Regions from separate parts of the Homo sapiens genome. Here regions 1 and 3 are each linked to region 2. Evidence: chromatin loops called from intact Hi-C (ENCODE). Cell type or tissue: CD4-positive, alpha-beta T cell. All regions are shown on one strand. Links, peaks and the distances in the headings refer to the core of each region. The heading gives the core; the rest is flanking DNA.

The links. Hi-C counts contacts between places; a loop is a spot of excess contacts. Peaks named below come from ENCODE experiments on the same cell type or tissue, not always from the same donor. Only the 100,000 strongest peaks of a DNase experiment are listed, where the experiment ranks them.
Region 1: a loop joins it to region 2, with 5 times the contacts of the local background. A loop is called at or near these places in 2 of 110 quality-filtered maps.
Region 3: a loop joins it to region 2, with 9 times the contacts of the local background. A loop is called at or near these places in 5 of 110 quality-filtered maps.

What each region holds. Positions count from the first base shown.
Region 1 is chr12:92,356,684-92,362,603 of GRCh38, reverse strand. LINC02391 (long intergenic non-protein coding RNA 2391) reads left to right here. Exons shown (of 5, transcript XR_007063404.1): 2 at 4,930-5,073. The region is part of intron 1 of LOC105369902 (a long non-coding RNA gene); the gene reads right to left. Among named protein-coding and RNA genes, the nearest start is that of LINC02391, 4.2 kb to the left of the region's middle. In CD4-positive, alpha-beta T cell, for the core only: no CTCF peak of the experiment used is centred there; a DNase peak (open chromatin) is centred at 1,903; H3K27ac peaks cover 1,538 bases.
Region 2 is chr12:92,589,664-92,596,987 of GRCh38, reverse strand. All of the region lies in intron 1 of LOC105369905 (a long non-coding RNA gene), which reads right to left. Among named protein-coding and RNA genes, the nearest start is that of PLEKHG7, 110 kb to the left of the region's middle. RefSeq lists enhancers at 3,190-3,289, 2,529-3,728. In CD4-positive, alpha-beta T cell, for the core only: no CTCF peak of the experiment used is centred there; a DNase peak (open chromatin) is centred at 2,957; H3K27ac peaks cover 2,282 bases.
Region 3 is chr12:92,395,079-92,402,402 of GRCh38, reverse strand. It overlaps LOC107984467 (a long non-coding RNA gene), which reads right to left. Exons shown (of 3, transcript XR_001749160.2): 3 at 5,099-5,554. Among named protein-coding and RNA genes, the nearest start is that of CLLU1, 23 kb to the left of the region's middle. RefSeq lists an enhancer at 1,937-2,086. In CD4-positive, alpha-beta T cell, for the core only: no CTCF peak of the experiment used is centred there; DNase peaks (open chromatin) are centred at 3,212 and 3,622; H3K4me3 peaks cover 462 bases; H3K27ac peaks cover 2,500 bases.

The sequences.
Region 1 (5,920 bases), core at 678-3,177, 230 kb after region 2:
AATAGTGATAATAGTGCAGGTACTTGCCAGATTGGGTTAATATGAAGGTTCATAAATTTATTCATGTAACATTCCTACACATAGTATGTACTCAATAACGCTACATACTTTTATTATGAACCATCCTTTTCACAACCTTAGGAAGTATATACTCCTCTCCCTACATGCAAAACAAAACAAAACAAAAGAGAAATTTAGAGACTTTAAGATCTGGCTCAATGTCACAGAACTCGTATGTGGGAGATTCAGGTTTCAGACTCAATTCTTGGGATACAGTCCATGCTGTTAAACATTACACTAGACAGCCTCTACCGAACAATGACTTTTTATTACTTGACTGTTTAAATTCACCTCTCCTCTCCTTCTCAAAATGAGTACCAATTTGTCCTATGCGTAATTTATTCTCGAGCCTTAACGCTTGTTTTCTGCCCTTGTTTGATTCCTTTTCTCAGTTTGCAATTTCACTGTTAGGTTTCTGCATTGTACTCACAACATTTTTGAGTACTGCCTGTTATAAACTAGTCATTTTGCTTCCACATATTCATTCCTAAAGAGAAGACCATTTCTTAAGAAAAAATAGAATAAAGGAGGAACAGATTCTCAGATGTAATCATCATGGTGTGCAATGAATATCTGAGCACTTGCAGGGCCATTGCACTTTCAAATATTCCTTTTCTTGTCTGCATAACAAGGACTCAGCCACACTCTCCTAAAGACAGCTGGCTATAGTAGTCTGGGTGAAAAGCCTGACCATTAGATCTGTGCTTCATAATTCGACAGTGAGAGAACAAAAATGGTATATTTCAAGTTTCAGATATATGTGTGTGCATATGCATATAAATTACATATATTCATATATTTATGTGTGTATATATACACTCATATAATCATGTTGGAGTTTTAGAGATTTAGTTAAGCTCTTGTAGGCTGGACCCACAAACCACAACCATAAACTGAAAAAGAATTCAGCTACCTAACAAACTACTGAATTGAAATAACTGAAATTGAATAATTTTTCTGGGATTATTTAGGTATAGATAATTTGGAAAGTCAATTGTTGAAAGTCAATTACTGCCATATGCTTCTGATATCAAACAGGTTCATTTTAGACCTATAGATCAAATAGGTCCTTCACAACTATGGCAGGAATGGTTTATAATATCCAGCAACGATGAATCTAATGTATATGTGTAAATTTTTGTCAACTGATATGCTGTTTTGTTTGAGTTTCCACTTAGCCACACTGCTGTGGTTTCTTGGGGGTAAGAGCTGTAATACACTCAGACTCCTTATACCCTCTCCAGGGGTATGGTACTTGGCATATGGTTTTTACTCAGTAAATGAAGAAGAATAATGAACTGAAATGCTTTCTCCCTGTTTCCTAAGATGCTACTTAACCAGTGAAAAAGTTACAAGTTACAAAAGTCTTTTTTAAAGCCTTTTCAACTAGATAAAAAACACTTACTACACCTTTTTATGTATAGGCCACTAGCATGTAAATGAAACTGGCACAACAAGGTAAATGTGTATAAAATAAATCACAGAAAAGAGAGTTCTGATGAGATATTTCAGTAATGCAGTAGATAGCAAATGATGATTTTGGAGTATTTTTTGATTTCCCCAATTTAATACTTGATGTTATCAAGTATGTTCACAATGATTATTGTGTCCAAGACGCACCTTAGAAGAATGTAAAGAAGTGTTAGACAAAATATGGGTAACCCATCCCTGCCTTCAGGGAGCTTCTAGACTGATTGCACATAGGTCTGTATTTACATAATTATCAAGTTACAGATCTTGTTTCTTGTCTGTGAAACTCTAACCATATTCTAGAATCAGACATAGCATCACTTCCTGTATTAGTCTTCACAAACAGAACTCTTACTGTCTGTACTGTGCTCTTTACTTTTTAACGTTAGTTCTTCTAGGTTGCATCAAGAATTCAGGAAAACCACATAGGAGGAGGCCCAACATTTTCTGGGTGTTTAATGTGTGAACCTACTTGATAACATCAATTTTTAAACAGCTCCCCATTGATACAGACTCTGAGCTACTTACCCTTTCTCTAGCTGCTCTGCAGGACTCCATATTTTATGCATGGGGACAGTGATCACAAAGTTAGAAGGTACCAGGAATGGCATGCCCATTTACAGATGTACGATAGCCTTTCAGCAATCACAGGTATATCACAGTGATAATTTCTGGAGGATAAACTGGGGAAATTGAAAATTCTACATTGGGGCTCTAAAATACTCCAAAATCATCATTTGCTATCTACTGCATCACTGAAATAGCTCATCAGAGAAATCTATCTCTTCTGTGATGTATTTTATACACATTTACCTTGTTGTGCCAGTTTCATTTACATGCTAGTGACCTATACATGAAAAGGTATAGTGCCTGTACATAATAAATTTTTATGACTGGCTAAATTATTTGAAGACCACAGATATGCTGCATCCACTCCTAACCCTTATGAAGGAACAACTGTTAGGTTCTGAAACTATATACACTATTTGCTTTAAGAGACTACAGTATAGGAAGTCCTGAAATGTACCACAGAGTATGAATAGGTTGTGAATTATATATTATGCTGAAGCTTAATGGGTACTGTAGCCGAGGGCAAGATATCTCATAACTAATTATATTCATTTTGCATTTAGCAGTACATTCGAAGTACAGATATTAAAAATGTGTAAGTTGAACTTCTGTTAAAATTACTCTCCCTAAGGAAAATAATTCTCTTTTCTTGCTATACTTTAGGCTACACTTACAGGCTGCCAAAACACTTCATTTGATTTAAGAAAAAGTCTGTCCAACTGTTGTCAAGGATCATGTAACAATGAGTTGTTTTGCTTTTTGGTTTTTTTTTTAGCCTTGTAACTGTACATTTGTGTTCTGGTGACCCAGCCTCAGGCTGCTTGAGAGAGATAGAATTAAGAGTTGATTTAAATAGTGAATGAAAAGGAGAATATGCATTCATACAGAGCTTTGGTGTTTGGAACACTTTCACATACATTATCTCATTTAATTCTCCCAAAGGCTCTACAGATAGAGGTACTATGATTATCCCTGATTTTCAGATGAGATTTTATTTGAAGAGAAGGAGTAATGGAGGTTAGGATTCAAACATAGGTGTTCTGACTCCAAATCCTGGTCTTTTCTAGGATTTCCAAAATCCTGAAAAAAGGAACGTATTTCTAAAATTCAGTACGTGCCGGGATAAATCTTTGTCAGACTACATTTGCTATCTGATTGTTGATGCCATAATGCCACTGTAGGTTAGTTTTCTCTTAATGTGTCATGTGTATAAACCAGAATTCTAAGTCTGAGGTTCTCTAAAGGATCTTCTCATGTTTCAGATGTCAATAGGAACTATTCGAATCTAAGGAATCAGGGAAACAGTATGGCATTTATTAGTAGCCTCAGAGTCTTCTTTCTAAGGCTAGAAGTAAGAAGTATCTTTAGTTCTGGACTTGATCTGCAATTTTTCTTGCAATGGGTCAACAGGGACAACCAGTTGTTGTGGACAAAGCAATGGAATTGCGACTTTAGTGAAGCTTGAAATACTTTTTCAATAGGAAGTGACTTAAGTTCACATAAGCCAATATTCAAATGGTGTCTAAAGTGTGCAGGACACTGTGGAGATGTTAAATGGAAGTGGGGAGGGACATACATCTTCTTTTGCCCAGAACAATCCTGATTTATGCCAGTTGCCCTAGTGCCCTGTCTGCTTAGAGCCACTGACCTCTTCATTCTCAAAAATTACATGGTCAGCCTAGAAAGACTCTGTCAAGTCTCAAGGAGATTGTATTATAATGTGATGGGGTCCAGTAGAAGAGGGATATAAGAAAAGCATGCCTATACATATAAAATAGGGCAGGCATTTCCAAGTGTTATATTTTAAAATGACATAAAGCAGGCTAGGCGCAGTGACTCACATCTGTAATCCCAGCACTTTGAGAGACTGAGGTGGGCAGATCTCTTGAGGTCCAGAAATCACGACCAGCCTGGGAAACATGGCAAAACCCTGTCTCTACCAAAAACACAAAAATGAGCCAGGTGTGGTGGCGCATACTTGTAGTCTCAGATACTCTGGGGACTAAGATGGGAGGATTGCTTGAGCCTGGGAGGCAGAGGTTGAAGTGAGCTGCGATTGAACCACTGTACTCTAGCCTGGGTGACAAAGCAAGACTCTGTCTCAAAAAAAAAAAAAAAAAAAAAAAAAAAGGTATAAACAAAAAATTTGGAAATTTAGATAGAAAGATGTATTTAGTAGGAGTTAATGAAGAAGGCAAATATCACCCTATGTCATTTTCAACAGTAATGATGAAAGTTATAAAAAATGCTGGGATATATACAAAATGTATACTATATAGAGAACTCATGTTTCAGATGTCACTATCCACATTACAAGAGGACTGTAACTTGATCTACCACTCTGGGCACAGTATCTGATTAAAAATAAAGTTATCTTTAACAACATTTGGAGCGACTGTTTGAATTGAGGCCTCAGGAAAAGATAACCTCCCCTCCTTACCAGCATCGGGGTGCTATGTCCAAGACAAGTCCCTAATCTTCCCTTTGTTAGTGCCTGGTTTAGAAATAGTCATGAGGCCAATTCTGGCCAATGAAATATCAAAGGAAGTCATCTTGAAGAGTTCCAGAAAAGTTTTTCCCAAGAAAGAGACACAGGGAGAGAAGGTCCCAACTTTTCTTCTGCCTGACAAAATGTCTTTATGTCATAGCTGAAATGGTGACATGTATGAATCTGAGGATGTAGGCAAAACAGAGAGAGGAGCAGAGGGAGGGGAATCGGAGACATGGAAACTTTATATTAGGGAAGGGCACTAACTGCAGAGAATTTATAATGTCTTGATTATGAGTCTATTTTTCTATCTGATTCTGTCCCTGTTTCCTTTTGCACAGTCCCATGTGGATGTCAGTGTGATGATTAGGATGCCTGATGCTTCCGAAACAAGAATACACTTTACGAAAATGCCCATTGAAAATACTTTTTCCTTTCTACTCTTGTGCTAAGAGTGCCTGTTTGGACCCCATGGCTTCGTAATGGTAAGAACATAAATTTTAGACTGGTTTCTACTGTGAACAGTCTTTATCTGATTATTGAAATCTTTCTACCTTGTGGTTACTTCCTATATTGAAATATTAAATCTCCCACTAGTAGGAACCTGTTCACCTCTTCCACCTATTTTATGGCTGTTGTAAGCGGAATTGTTTGTTGCTTTGCTAAGCTACCTATTTTTAAGAGTTTGATGTCCGTTTGCAAGTGAATTACACTAGACCCTGTGGATGATCAGAGAAAAGCAGTAAATAATGTCCTTTGACCTTAATAGAGTTGACACACATAATTTGCTCAGAGAGTTCAGGTTTGTGGGAGGTGTCCCAATGTAATTATTAATAACATCTCTTTTTATTCTCAAAAGTGTTCCAATTAGGATAATAAATTACATGGTTCCCTAGACCTTAGAGGCCTTAAATTCAGTTAGGGAGATGGGAGACCCAAACAGAAAAAGGCAACTAACCCAACAAAGCAATGTGTGATGAATACCAAATACATGGTCTGTGCTATCAGTGAATGGAGTCATGTTTTAGGAGAGACTCCTAAGGCCTTCAGCGATCTGGCAAACTACTTGAAGATGAGACAAGTTGGCTCTTGAGGAACATGTAGGGTTGAAGCCAGCAGTGAAGAAAGGAGATCATGCAATCAACCCTTCACTTGAGAGACTGCTAAAATAAAAATAAAGCCATAATTTTTCAACCTGAATAAGTACTGGCAAAAATGATTTCCTCCCCTCTTCTGAGCAAGCTGATGTTACAGGCAAACCAGCTGGCAGCTTGAGCAGAAAGCTCATTTTGGCCCCTTTAAATACGTGGGTGTTTTCCAAATGTTCAATCT
Region 2 (7,324 bases), core at 1,994-4,493:
TGGGAAGGCAAGTGTATGCCTGCTTATTTGTTAATGATTTCGTGGACTCATAGCAAAAGTTGGGAGGGGATGTTTGAGGTCATCTAATCTACGTGGCTTCAAAATCTTTATTCTTTATAATAGCCTACCTTTTTTGAAATACACTCTTTTGTTGAACTCCAATGCAAAACATGTAAAAGTAGAGATGAGAGTGGAAGAGATGGAATGGAGGGTCAAGAGCATGATCACTTAGGTTTGTGCCTCTCTCCACCCACTTGGTTTTTCCATGAGATGCTTCTCTTCTACGGATTCAGTTCGAAAACTCCTGATTGAATCCAGCCTCCTCATTTTATAAACAGGAGATCGGGTGACTCGCTCAGAATCATGCAATTGGTTATCTCACTGGAGCAGCTCTCTGCAGAATAATCTCTGCACTAAGCCACACTTGGAGTATGAATTGTGACTCTCCTGCCTCCTTAGCCCCTCTAGCCCTTCCCATCTCTCCTGTCAACAGCGTTCCACTCATTACCTTATCCCCGCATGACTCAATAGCCTGTGTCCATATCGCTGCAATTTTCATGACAGTTTAAAGAAAAACACATCTGTCTCCATATACCAATGAGGGCTCAGTAGGGAACACTGATTACATCCTCCACAATGAGGGCCCCAGGGGCTGCTGCTCCCAAACATGCCCTGAGTGCAAGGGTTCTAGTCTGTCACCAACATGGAGAAAATCTCTCTTGTCACATTTTATTGTATTCACTGGCCACGGGACAGGACGGAGTAATAAGAAATTCTGTGCAGGCCTCAGGTTGTTTTGAATTCTGCTTCTGTTTTTCAGAACTGATATTATTTCTGGCCCTTGATAAGCGATAAATTCTCATATCCTGTTTTGTGAGATTTTTAATCATGTGCAGTTAATAGGCTGATACAAAGTGTGAGAGTATCCATCACCTAAATAAAAGAAATTATAGTTTTACATGGACTTGTATTCCTAAATTTCACCAATTTTTAGAGCTAGATACAATCTTAAGAGAATTTCTCATTTAATTTTTTCTCTATGAGGAAACTCATGCCCAGAGTAATGAAGGGCTGGGTCTACCATGAATCAGCTGGTTCAAGGTGTGAACTAAGTCTCTCTCACTTAAGGTACATTCCTTAGTTGGGTTGGTTTAATTGAAGAAATATGCATTGAGTGTCCTCCAGGGCAAAATACCCATGAGAGACAGACAGAGATTTTTCTATTTCCTTGATGGGGTAGGGCAGACAATGAAGACCCTCCACTAAATATGAGCAGCCATTGTGCACATATGGTACTGAGAATGACAACGAGTCTACACAAATCCATCTCTTTTGGAGAGATGATGTGACTGTAAATGATAATGATGAGGAAGACGAACTTTTATAGTATTAGCTTCATCCACAAACAGGAAATTATTATTGCTATTTTTCTATCTTTGAAGGGAGTCTGTTAGAGATGGCAGCAACATGGATGGAGCTGGAGGCCACTGTCTTAAGTGAACTAATGCAGGAACAGGAAGCCAAACACCGCATGTTGTTACTTATAACTGGGAGCTGAACATTGAATATGCATGGACACAGAGAAGGGAACAATAGACACTGGGGCTTACTAGAGGGTGGAGGGTAGGAGGGTGAGAATCAAAAAACTACCTATTGGGTAGTATGGTAATTACCTGGGTGATGAAATAATATGTACACCAAACTCCCTTGACATGCAGTGTATTTATAGAGCAAACCTGCACATGTAACCCTGAAACTAAAAGTTAAAAAATAAATTAAAAAAAAAAGTGGCTGGGCGTGGTGGCTCACGCCTGTAATCCCAGCATTTTGGGAGGCCGAGGCAGGCAGATCACGAGGTCAGGAGATAGAGACCATCCTGGCCAATATGGTGAAACCCTGTCTCTACTAAAAATACAAAAACTTAGCTAGGCATGGTGGTGTCCACCTGTAGTCCCAGCTACTCAGGAGGCTGAGGAGGAGAATTGCTTGAACCCGGGAGGCGGAGGTTGCAGTGAGCCGAGATTGTGCCACTGCACTCCAGCCTGAGCAAAAAGAGTGAAACTCCATCTCAAAAAAACAAAAACAAAACAAAACAGGAACAACAACAAACAAACAAAAAAACAAAAGAAAAAAAAATTATCCACACACGCAAAAAGAGTTTGGGTTCTGGAGCTGGACTACCTGGGTCTCAATCCCTGTCCTGCCTGTTACTGGCTGTGTGGTCCTCATTGAATCAGTTAACCCCACTGTACCTCAGTTTCCTCATCTGTAAAGTAGGTTAGTATGAGTAAACAGCTCAGAGTTTTGTTCTGAAGATTAAATGAATACATTCTAGTGCAGCTGCTAGAATAGACTGGTATACAGTAAGCATTTAATAAATGTTACCTATTATTATCCTTTATAGATTAAAGGCATCCTGTAAACTCTAGTTGAACATCTAACTTCTAATTGCTTAAGTGGATTCCAGCAGCTGTCTTATATGCTCAGGAAGCTTTAAAACATCACAATTCACTGGTAGCCTCTTCTGGGCAGGTATTATTGCTATTGAAGGTCAGAATTAGTGGGAGGTCTATTTTCTGCAACTTTATTCATGCAGCATGCATTCTTGGATGTTACTAACGTGGCACACCCTGGGCCAGGTGAACTAGGGGTTGGGGGAAGAGTAGGGTGAGGATGCAAAGATGAACATGGTATCAGTTCTTCAAGGGCTTGGGGGTGTGAGGTGGAGTAGGGTAGGGATGCAAAGAAGCGTAAAATAGCTTTTGCCTTCAAAGAGTTCACTGTCCTGAGAGAGGGATGATCAGTAAACAAATAGTGACAAAGCAGGGAGACATGTACAAAGTGCTAAGGGAGCACAGAAGAGGAAGTGACTGAGACAGACTGAGGAGACCAAGAAAGGCTTCGCACAGGAAATGACATATAAACTGGGTCACACAGGATGAGTAACTGTCTGGTAGAAGAGAGGGGGTGAGTTTCTAGGCAGGGGCACTACATGCGCAAAGGCACAGAGGCATGACACATGAAAGCCACAATATTTGGCAGGGTGAGCAGTTCAGAAGGATGTTTACAAAATGCCCTGGTTCAAGGACGTGTCATTGCCCAAGCTCCTTACTGTAGCTGGTGGAGCCTGGCAGGGGGCGGTCCCTGCCCACCGTCCCGAGCCCATCTCTTACTTCCCAACCCTGGCCACACTTGTTCCTTTTTGTGCCTGGATCACCACAGCAGAGTTCTACTTCAGGGCTGCTGCACATTCTGCTTCTTATTTGTAGAATATTCTTCCCAACCTATTTTCATGGCCAATCCCTTCTCTATCCTCAGGTCTTACCTCCTCAGGAAGATCATCCATGGCCACTTTCCCTGATGCAAGTCCCCTGTTATTCCCCATCACAGCATCTATCACTAGGAATGTATTGTGACCTGTAATTATTTTACCTCTCACCATGTTTTTTACCTGCTTCTCTGGAAGGTAGCATGAGACATCAGGGTCAGGACACCAACTGTCTTGTTCCTGGTGTATCTCTAGTATCCTAGTCAGTTCCTGACACAGCACTCAATCGAAGTTGTTGAATGAAGAAATAAAAGTATCAGTGAATGAATGAATGAATGAGAAATTTGGAAAGAGATTGGTTTGAATATCTTCCGTTGGTTTCTCCAGGTCCACTACCCTTCTCTATTCAATTCTGTGTCATGGAAAGCTGCTTGTGTGGGCCACCTCAATATCTTCCCTCTGTGTTGGATTCAGTAAATAGGGCGCAGGTAAGGGTGAGAGGAGAGGGGTCAGGGTGGCCTTGAGCTGGCTGCATTCCTTCCCTGAAGGTCTCAGCAAGGGCCCTCTCCACACAGCCTCTCTCTTTCCTCCTTTCCACCACTTTAGGCCTGCGGTCGGGGGGCAGGCACCTCCTCCCATCTTTCCACATTACTATCCCTCGTAGTTTCTCTAGAGTCCACCTACATCTTTGTAGTCCTTCTATTAATCTCTCTTCAAACTACCTATGCCAGTCTGTTTCTTACCAGGGCTGGGGCCAGGTTAGAAAGTACCTTATGTGCCTGTAAGTAGCTCACACCATATTCATTTGACAACAGAGAACTGTTAAAGGTAGATCCTTCTGCAGGTGCTATGGACTGAATATTCACATGTTGAAATCCTAACCCCCAATGTGATGATATTGGGAGGTAGGGCCTCTGAGAGGTATTTAGGTCATAAGAGTGGAGCCCCTATGAATGGAATTGGTGTTCTTATAAAAGGGACCCCAGAAAGCTAGCTAGCTCTTTTTCCACCTGCTGAGGACACAGCAAGAAGACAGCCATCTACGGACCAGGAAACAGGCCCTCGCAAGACACCAAATGTACTGGTATCTTGATCTTGACCTTTCCAGTCTCTGGAACTCTGAGAATTAGGTGTTTGTTGTTTAAGCTGCCCAGCCGCTGGTACTCTGTGATAGTGGTGTAAGCTGACCAAGACAGCAGAGGTGTGGCATAACCCAAAGGCAAGGCTAACACACAGCATCAGCGTAGGGAATGCCCTCCAAGCTTTCAGTAACATGCCCCATCATGTTGGAGCATGTCCCACTCATATATTCATATCTCTTTATGTGTAAGTTTTTTGTTTCTTTTTTTTGAGGCAGAGTCTCACTCTGTCACCCAGGCTGGAGTGCAGTGGCAGGATCTCAGCTCACTGCAACCTCCGCCTCCCTGGTTCAAGTGTTCTCCTGCTTTAGCCTTCTGAGTAGCTGGAATTACAGGTGCACACCACCACACCTGGCTAATTTTTGTATTTTTGGTAGACACGGGGTTTCGCCATGTTGGCCAGGCTGGTCTTAAACTCCTGACCTCAAGTGATCCGCCCTCCTCGACCTCCCAAAGTGCTGGGATTACAGGCATGAGCCACCGTGCCAGGCTCTGTTTATGTGTAATTTATATACGTGCATGCTTGTACTAATAACTTTTGTACAGTATAAAGTACATATGTGGATATTAAAAAGCATAAGAGAGAGGTAAAATTTGATTTTCAATTTTTATCTCACCAAAAGCCATTGATATGGTTTGACTCTTTGTCCCCACCAAATCTCATGTTGAACTGTGATCTTCAGTGTTGGAGGAGGGGCCTAGTGAGAGGTGATTGGATCATGGGAGCGGATTTTCCACTTGCCGTTCTCCTGATAGTAAGTGAGTTCTCCCAAGATCTGGTTGTTTAAAAGTGTGTAACACTTCCCTCTTCACTCTCCCTCCTGCTCTGCCATGGTAGGAAATGCTTGCTTCCCCTTAGACTTCTGCCATGATTGTAAGTTTTCTGAGGCCTCCCAGCCATTCTTCCTGTACAGCCTGTGGAGCTGTGAGTCAATTAAACCTCTTGTCTTCATAAATTACCCAGTATCAGCTAGTTCTTTATAGCAGTGTGAGAATGGACTAATACAGCCACACTGTTAGTGTACTGATTACTTAGTTTTAAAGTCTTACTAAACATTATAGCTAATATTTTATTGTCTACCTAGGGTGACATTGTTAAGGAGTGTATGTATAAATCCATATTCCAATTCATCTTCTTGAGGTGAGCTAATCTCTTGTCAGATCTAATTATAATTATTATGTATATAATTATATTATACCATATATTGTAATATGGTGACAAAGTACTTCTAAGTGGAGAACAATCAACTTTTTCTACCACGTGGCTTGCTTTGTTGTGGTATCTTTGACCCATTATTTATTTTTGGGGTCTTTTTAAGTTTCTCACTTATTTTATGATTTTTTCAGCAAGTTAGAATTAGACAATAGTTCCACGTATTCACTCAACTGGGCATGTATCATAAATTATTAAACAAATGAAAATGTTAGGGAATCACTGTCCACTCCTGTGATTTATAGACTCCCATTTTCCCTCAAGACTTCCCACATATCCTATGTGAGGGGTGATCACTAACATAGAGACTGAGAGTGCCATGACATATTAAATATCAGAAAAGCTTAATCTCTTATTTTATTTGATAAAAGTGGGTATATACAGAAGTTCTAATGTTCTCTTCCATCTCCCCCATTGATTGTTTTGTACACCTGCTTGATTGCACGTACTGTATTTTGGAGACTACTGATATAGATCATAGGCAGAATCTAGAAATAGAGGACCAGTTAAGAGACAATGTTCCAGTAGTTCCTATATTGGTAGGAGTCCTTTTAGTTATGAGATGTGTGTTAGTTTACACTCCAAACCCTTTTATCCCCATGGCTTCTTTCCTTGCTTATTTTCTTATTCTTTTCCATATCTCTAGCAAAGAAAACAAAGAAATAATACTAACCACTTATTAAACACTTGATTTGACCCATGTTATTAAACACAGATCAAGAACCAGTAGTTTTATGTTAAGCTTAAGAAAGGACTAGGGGCTTTCGATACATTATGTAAATAAAATTTCAGAACATATTGATAACATCAGCATGATTTTTACCTTTTTACAATTAGGAAACTTCCTTGGAAAGATCAAGCACCTGGTAAATGACAGAGAAGTCTTGAATTTAATTCAGGCCTGTCTGTGCCCAAAGAACTTGTCCCCAATCGTCTATAAAATGCTGACAAAGAAAAGAAAAATTTGGGAAGCTCTTGTGATTTTTCTCAATAAAATAGGAGAGAATCAGTGGACTTGCAAGGCTATATTCAGTTAAAATGAGGTGAAATGTGCTGATTACCCTGCTCAAAGGCAGAGTACCTTTGAAGTTATTCTTTTTCTTTTTCTCCCCATTCAAACCAAAAATCTGACATTCTCTCCATATAGCAAATTCACTCTTATTCCATCCTGGTTTCCCTGTGCTTTCTTCCTCTCCAGCTGGAGGTGCATTGCTTTTCACCAGTGAATGCTCTAAGTGAGCAAGTGTTTGGATGGGGAAAAAATAAAGAATGCATGTTTCCTTTACTTGGTTATTTTGGTTTATTGTTCCTGGACCCAAGTCGCAAGATGCTGAAGTGAATGTCAAATAATGTTAAGAGTTCTTGGGGAGAAAATGGCAGGAGATCATTCAAAAACACACCTAAAGGAGAAGCTCATCATTGCAAGATGGGAAAAATGGTTTTTCCCTTTCATGTATAAACCGTGATGAGCAGGTCTGTTTTGCTAGCTGGGCTGATGATGATAATCATAGTTCCTATGGAGCTATGGGCACCATCACATTCATAAAATCTCCTGAAGGCCTTGAGTCTGACCAGTCTCTGTCTTCTTTCACAGAGACACAGCACTCCAAAGGGTTATGACTCTTGAACACAGGGGTGGCAAGAGGAGTGGGAGTATTCTAACACAGGTAACAGGAAGATAGCCTAGAGAGTCAGTGGGGTGGA
Region 3 (7,324 bases), core at 2,168-4,667, 190 kb after region 2:
CCACCGCAGCAATACACCCAAGTGCCATCTCTTCCTGAAATGCTAGAAGGGAGCTAACATTCACTGGGCTCCTCTTACAATCATGTACATTCTTTGGTACTTTACATGACTTAGATATATAGTTCCATTAATTTCTCAAACAATAGTATAAGGTAGACAATGTTATTTCCATATTTATAGATTAAGTTCAAGAGGTTGAGAAATTTGCCTTAGGTAACACAGCTAACAAGAGAGGAGCTGGCATTTAAATCCGCATGTCTGGATTGCCAAACCTAGACTTGTTCCATCATCTCACATGCACTTCACCTTCTCTGCTCTGCCAGGAGATTGATCTGGTATCTCCTTTGCAATCTGGTAAGCCTGTCTGTCTGGCACAGCTTACCCAAAAAGGGTCTCCTAATACCAATCTTTGTTCCCATACATTGTTGGTGAGTCCCAGCCCAAGCAAGGGCAATTTGCTTTTGCAGGTTACTTTCCCAAAGTGGCTATGCATTTGTGTTTCTTACCACTGAACATAAGGCAGTCCATTGCTCAGGCATAAACCCCAACCCGAGACAACTGGGTACATTGATAGTTACCACACAGATGAAAAAACTTTGATGGAAAGGGCAAACACTGGGAAACACATGGAAAATTGGTTTCATGTGGTTTGATTACACTGACTTAAAATATCCCTTTTTCCTGATCAGATCAGAAATTGATATGTGTGTTGCTACTCTGAGCTATGAGTCTGAGTATTTTTTTTTTAATGATGTAGGGACTCTTCTTTTGAATATCTGTGGGCCCTTTAAATGAGATGGAAGAAAATCTTCCAATATTGTCACACTTGATATAATATTTTTCAAGGAGAGACTGTCAGGATGAGGATGTACCCTCACAACCCATATTAAGGAGAAAAGCAAAAGAAATTGGAGGAGAGAAGACTTAAATGTGCTGAGGGCTGATTCTGACTCTGTGCCAGGCGCTAGGTTTGCCACTTGGCTAACTTTATTTTCTTCATTCCTCTCAACAACCCTGTGAAGTATAAACATTCTACCTGCACACCACCACCACTACCACCACCATCACCATCACCACCGCCACCACCATCACCACCATTACCATGAAGACTGAAGGAGCAATACTCCATGTAGGGTCCAGTAGCTGTTGCGTGATGGAGCTGAGAATTGAAATCATATCTCCCTGGGCTGTTTTCACTACACTGCACAATCTTCTAATGAGCAGGGCTCTGTTTTTGGCCTGAGGAATGAAACAGTGACAAGGCGTACTCTGTGTGTGTGTGTCCTGTATTCAAGAGGCTTAAAATCTAGTTAGGAGACAAATTTAAAAGGTCAGTAGCAACCGATGCTTGTAAAAATGCTAAGCCCAACAAAGGTACAGAAGTCCAAAGGAGCCACTGATTACAAAGACCCCAAGTCGTGGAGGAGTTTTCATGAAGGACAGAGACTTGGATTGGGCTTAGAAAAGAAAGCCGAGGACTTACAGACATGGAGAAGAGGCCAACAGCTGTCCCAGAAGGCAGATCACCTTGGGCTAAGAATACACATGCTGTTTTTAGGGAACAAAGTGAGTGGCTGTGGCTGCTGTTATTTCAGAGGTGAGCATAGAGCGAGAGTTAAGAAATGCCCCTTTGGAAGGTCTGTTAGACCCTTGCTCCTCAAAGTGTGGTCTGAGCACCAGTGCTGTCAACATCACCTGAGTGCTTGTTAGAAATGCAGAATCTGGTTGAGTGCAGTGGCTCAAGCCTGTAATCCCAGCACTTTGGGAGGCCAAGGTGGGAGGATTGCTTAAGCTCAGGAGTTCCAGACCAGCCTGGGCAACACAGTAAGACCTCATTTCTATTAAAAAGAAAGAAAGAAATAAAGAAATGCAGAATCTTGAGCCCTGCACCCAACCCACTGAATTTGAATGTGCATTTTTACGTGGTTTCCCATGTGATTTGGAGGCACAATGAAAGTTTGAGAAGAACTTCCTTAAAGAAGTAGGTTCACTCCTCTCATTTTTCATCCTTTAGATACCAAAATAAGGCTGAAGAGGACTAGAATGTCTTCTTTCTGCCACTCTGTCCTCTTTTTCTCTTCTCTCCCGGCTCTTTGTGTAGAGGCCTAGGTGGCTGTTGGTAAACTCAGGGCCTTTCGTAGTGCTCCCTTTCTGCTGCTTTGCCTAAAACCCAGCATCCTTTTTCTGAAACTTCTGTGTGTCATGCTTCTTCCTTTTCACTGGTACTCACTGATCTGCGAATGTCACACTCGAGAATGTGGAGCAAATGTGTTTTGTACCCAAATATCTACAACACAGAACAATTCAATTGCGTTTCCAAGAGTCAGCCCTAAAGAATTGGCCTGTGTGTAAATGTGCCTGACCTGAGCATAAGAGACTGTTCTGTGTTACTAGCATCACCCAAATTCAGCAGTGGGCTTTGGAAGGACAGGGCTGCCCTCAATGGACCTGTTTGGATTCAGAACACCTTGAGAAGAGAGACGCAGTTACAAAGTTGGGGCCCTGCCTTGCAGTTCACTCCATTTGTTCTATCTAAAATCTTAATTCCCATTGTTTTTCTTATCACTTCTTGGACTTGGGACCACAACTACCATTTGGAAAGATTTCAGGCTCAGGAGAAGCCAGGGAAAAAGAAATGTATACAAAAACTGAGCGCTCTTCTAGTTTCCAGATCTGACAAGTGAACAGCTTGGAAGTTGTCACCCTTATCTACAAAAGAAAAAAAAAAACTGAACAAACTGAAAACTGGAAACTCTTCTTAGAACCTTCGGAAAATTGAGATCACAGGCCAAACTGCCTCCCAGAGAACAGGGGAGTCAGACGGATGGATACAGAGAATTTCAGTTTACCAGGAGCAGAAGCCAGGAAACTGAGCAGTAATTAACAAACTGCTGTAAGCTGTGTGTGGACAAGTTTGAGACTTAAAAACTCCCAGCGGGCCCAATCACAGGGGCCTCCCCATACCTTCCTGAGTTGTACCTCCAGGAGTAACATCAGGTTTCCACTATGGAACCTGAAGAAAAATCCTCTCCTCTTTCCCTTTGGGGTTGAGGGGTTGGGGCGGAGAAATAGCCGTGTTGGAATAAGCCCAGAGCTCTCTGTTCTCCTTAAGAAGGATTTCCTTCAAGGGAAAATACTTTACAAGAACCCATCCCACGGGGGTTTTACCAGGGGCCTCATCGACCTGGGAAAGGGAAATACCCAACTCAGGCTCACTGAAAGACAGATCTAATCACAGGGCTGTAGAATTCTTTCTCTCCCCCGACACAGTACCAACACAGCAACGATGCTCCAAGTAAATAACAAGGGATTACAGCTCAAAGAATTGCAAGCCTCAGTCCCTATGTCAGGAGTCTCTAGGAAAATTCAAGCACAACAGGGGAGACGAAAGCAAGGGCACAGGAAATTTTAGCCCCTGATACCACAGCTACAGCAAATGGTAAAACCACAGCCTAACTCCTAGCCGGATAAACATAAAACCTTATGCTAAGTTAGCGGGGAATCTGTAATGAAGGTACTTGACCAGCTGTAGTCTTTGATCACAATAGCAGGATGTTCTAGGTTCTCTGCTTAGAAAAGAAACAAAGAAATAAGAGAAACAACCACATGGTTCTGAGATTTAGAGAGGAGGGAACATTACCTTCCTGCAAGCTCTACCCTCTTTGAACTTGATGGGTGTCATCTAGCCACAGACAATTATTTATCTGCAGTTCTTACTGTCTTGTGAAATACACTGCAGCTGACATTTTAGAGATTACAGAACCCAGTTGGTTTATTTGTTGCAAGTCATCAAGATTTCTATGAAGGCGTTATAGATTATTGCAGTAATGAGTTCAGTTAATTAATGCTAAGTATTTAAGGTGATAACTTTACATTGACAAATCTTACATGTTCAAGTTTCTCCAGCCTCTTTTTCCAACCTGCCTGCCAATGTGTGGGTGCCATGGGGGAGAAAACTCTCCTGAGAGTTAAGGACAACTAGCTTCCAGTTCTGATTTTGCTATATATTTGTTGTGTAATCAAGGGGAAGTCACGTATCCTTTCTGAGGCTCAATTTTCCCACCTGTAAAAGAGGATAATAATAGTTACCCTATTTCAACCCCAAAGTCAGGATCAAATAAACTAGTAAGATGTCGTATCAATGCAGTTATTTTTTTTCCTGTACTCTGTAGGCCAAGACCAATGCACAGTGATTAACGTCTGTTAAAAAAAGTCCATAATTGTATATGTATATTATATGATAAGAGTACTGATAATCACTAAAATTAAGTATAATTCAGATGCAACTTAAAAATCAGTCCTCAGAAAATATGAACATTGATATGGTTTGGATCTGTGTCTCCACCTAAATCTCTTGTTTAATTGTAATCCTCAGTGTTGGAGGTGGGGCCTGGTGGGAGGTGATTGGATCATGGGGGTGGTACTTAATGAATGGTTTAGCACCATCTCTTGGGTATTGTTAATGTGATAGAGCTCTCATGAGATCTGGTTGTTTAAAAGTGTGTGGCACCTGGCCCTCCGTCTCTTCCTCCTGCTCTTGCCATGTGAAGATGTGCCTGCTTCCCCTTCACCTTCTTCCATGATTGTAAGTTTCCTGAGGCCTCCCCAGCCATGCTTCCTGTAGAGCCTATGGAACCATGAGGTAGTTAAACCTCTTTTCTTTATAAGTTATCCTGTCTCAGGCATTTATTTATAGCAATACAAGATGAACAAATATAAACATTTTAATAGAAATCATGAGTTTCTCTGAGTTTCACTGTATTTTTCTGATTTCTGCACCTTCTCTTCGTGAGACTCCACATTCCATCTCCTTTGCATCTCTCTCCAGAGCCCCACTTAGGTTGTGAAGGTGTTTGGGGCAAAACAGAGTTTTGAAATTTCCAAACATCTTTGAGACACTCTAGTCAGTTTAAAATTGGCTGCATGTGGATTTTTTCTCTAAAAGGAAACCAAATAAAATGTTCTTGACATGGCAAACAAACAGCCATCCTTCCTGAGGGCAATATTTTTAGGAGCTAAGTGTAAATGAATCAGAAACAGCCATGGTAATTGCTTGTCCTTCCAAACACAAAAGAAGTTAAAAAATACATTTCTCATCCCAAATGTAATTTGGGTTTTATTTAATTACAAACAATTGTGTAAAATGTTGGGGCCATTTGAGAATCACATCAGGCAGTCAGATTCCACATCTCCTTAAGAATCTTACCACTCACATATAACACACAATTACTGGTTTGCTGAGTAAGAATAAATCATTCCCATGACCCAGAAGAGGACAAAACTGGAGAAACAGCATTAGTCATCTCTCCCCAGGCATGCTCATGAAAGGCAGGCCTATGAGGAGAGACACCAGGCTCAGGATGGTCTGGTCATATGTCGTTGTCATTTATATGTTGTTGGATGTGAAAGAGGCACTCAGGTCTCACAGCCCATGGTTGGGCTGGGGATCTGAGAGACTCGAGGTTGAGTTCCATGAGCAACTGACTGACTTGATTCAAATGAAGGAAACAGATGAATGCCAGGCTTATTCATATCTTCTTCAGAATAATGTGACCTGAAAAACAAGTTCAAACAGGCATATGAACTAAAATTAAGTGTTAAAGTAGTTAGTTTGCTTATGTTTTAGCATCTACTTGTACTCTCTGGTAGTCAGGAGAGCATAGTGGTTAAGAAACAGGGCTCTGGGGTCCTACTCTCCAGGCTGAAATGCCCACCCTTATATTGACTAAACCTCTCTGCCTAAGCATTCTTGTCTGTAAAATAGTGCTGGTTATAGCACCCAACTCATTGGGTTGTTGTAACATTAAAAGAAACAATCTGCACAAAATAAAGCACCTAGACTGTGTCCTTTCCAAGTAGTTATTGTTGCACATTTCTCTCTCTTTCTCTGTTTCATCTCAAGATTTCCTGGGTGCCCTTATTCACCCTCTAGAACCTCAACTGGCCTTGGTGTCCTATCCAATGACCTAGGCTCTATGCATATCCCAGCTAAAGCCCCCTTCACACTTTCCCCCAGCCCAACTTTATAAAGGCTTTACTAGAGCAGCAGTTTTCAACTTTAATGGGCATGTGGATATCTTGGGGGATGGAGATATAATGCAGATCCTGATATAGTAAGTTTGCATATACCCTGGGAAGATTCTGCAGTTCTAGCAGTCTCTGATGCTGATGACCCCTGGGCTGGCTGCACCTTGAGTAGCAAGGCACCAAGTAACTGGCTATCCAAATTGACTAGCATTTTCTTTTTTCTGGGCCACTTGAATGATTGAGTGCTTCAGCTTCATCACATTAGTGAAAACTAAGATATTGATAAGGAATAACACTTTAACATGTGACCAAGTCAGGGAGCAATTTTACATCTAAAGAAGCCTGATCCAAAGAAGGAAAAATGTGAGGCTGGAAATTTCGGGCCTTGACATATGTAGGGAAAAGATACTTTGTTAGCTGCCCTGACATTACTAGATAGGCAGTTTGCATTGTCAAGTGGTCCAATGGCAAGTTGTGAATGGTGAATACAGGAAAAAATGTTTGCCATCATTTCTGGCAAAATTCATGCCCACTCAGAACTTTATTTGAAAATAGGGTCTTTGCAGATGTAATTAGTTAAATTGAGGCAGTATTGGAATAGAGAAGGCTCTAATCCAATAATTGGTGTATTTATAAGAAGTGACACACAGAATCAGAGAGAGACAGGCGCAGAAAGAAGTAGATGGTGAGAAGACACAGAAAGAAGGCCCAGTGACAATGGAGGCAGAGATTGAAGTTAAGCTTCACAAGCCAGGAGTACCAAGGATTGATAGCAAGCTTGGATGGTGTGGAGAGAGGCATGGAACAGATCTTCCCTCTGAGACTCCAAGAAGAAATTAATCCTGCTGACACCTCAATTTTGGACTTCTGGCTTCCTGAACTGTGAAAGAATAAATTTCTGTCATTTAACCACCTCGTTGGTTATAAAATTTGCTATGGCATCCCTAGGAAACTAATACATCATCTGTGAGGAGTCAAGGTCAACTCAGGTGCCAAGTGATTCCCTGGAACCTAATGTTTAAAGGACATCTGTCATTTTCATCTCTGGCAGCTGAGCTGGCACTGAAGTCATTCACTGAATATATGAGAATAGTGCTAGAGTGGGCATCCTGGCCTCCTTTGCTCTCTTTGTTCAATAGGGACAGAGGGAGGAGAAGGGGCAACTTATTCCCATTTGGTTCAAGGACTAGTCCCTTCAGAGTAAGGACAATTTAAGGCTCCTGAAAGAGGATTCAACCAGTCACTCCATTTCTTATCTGGCCAAACTGCCTAAACACAAACCCCTTGCATGTGACAA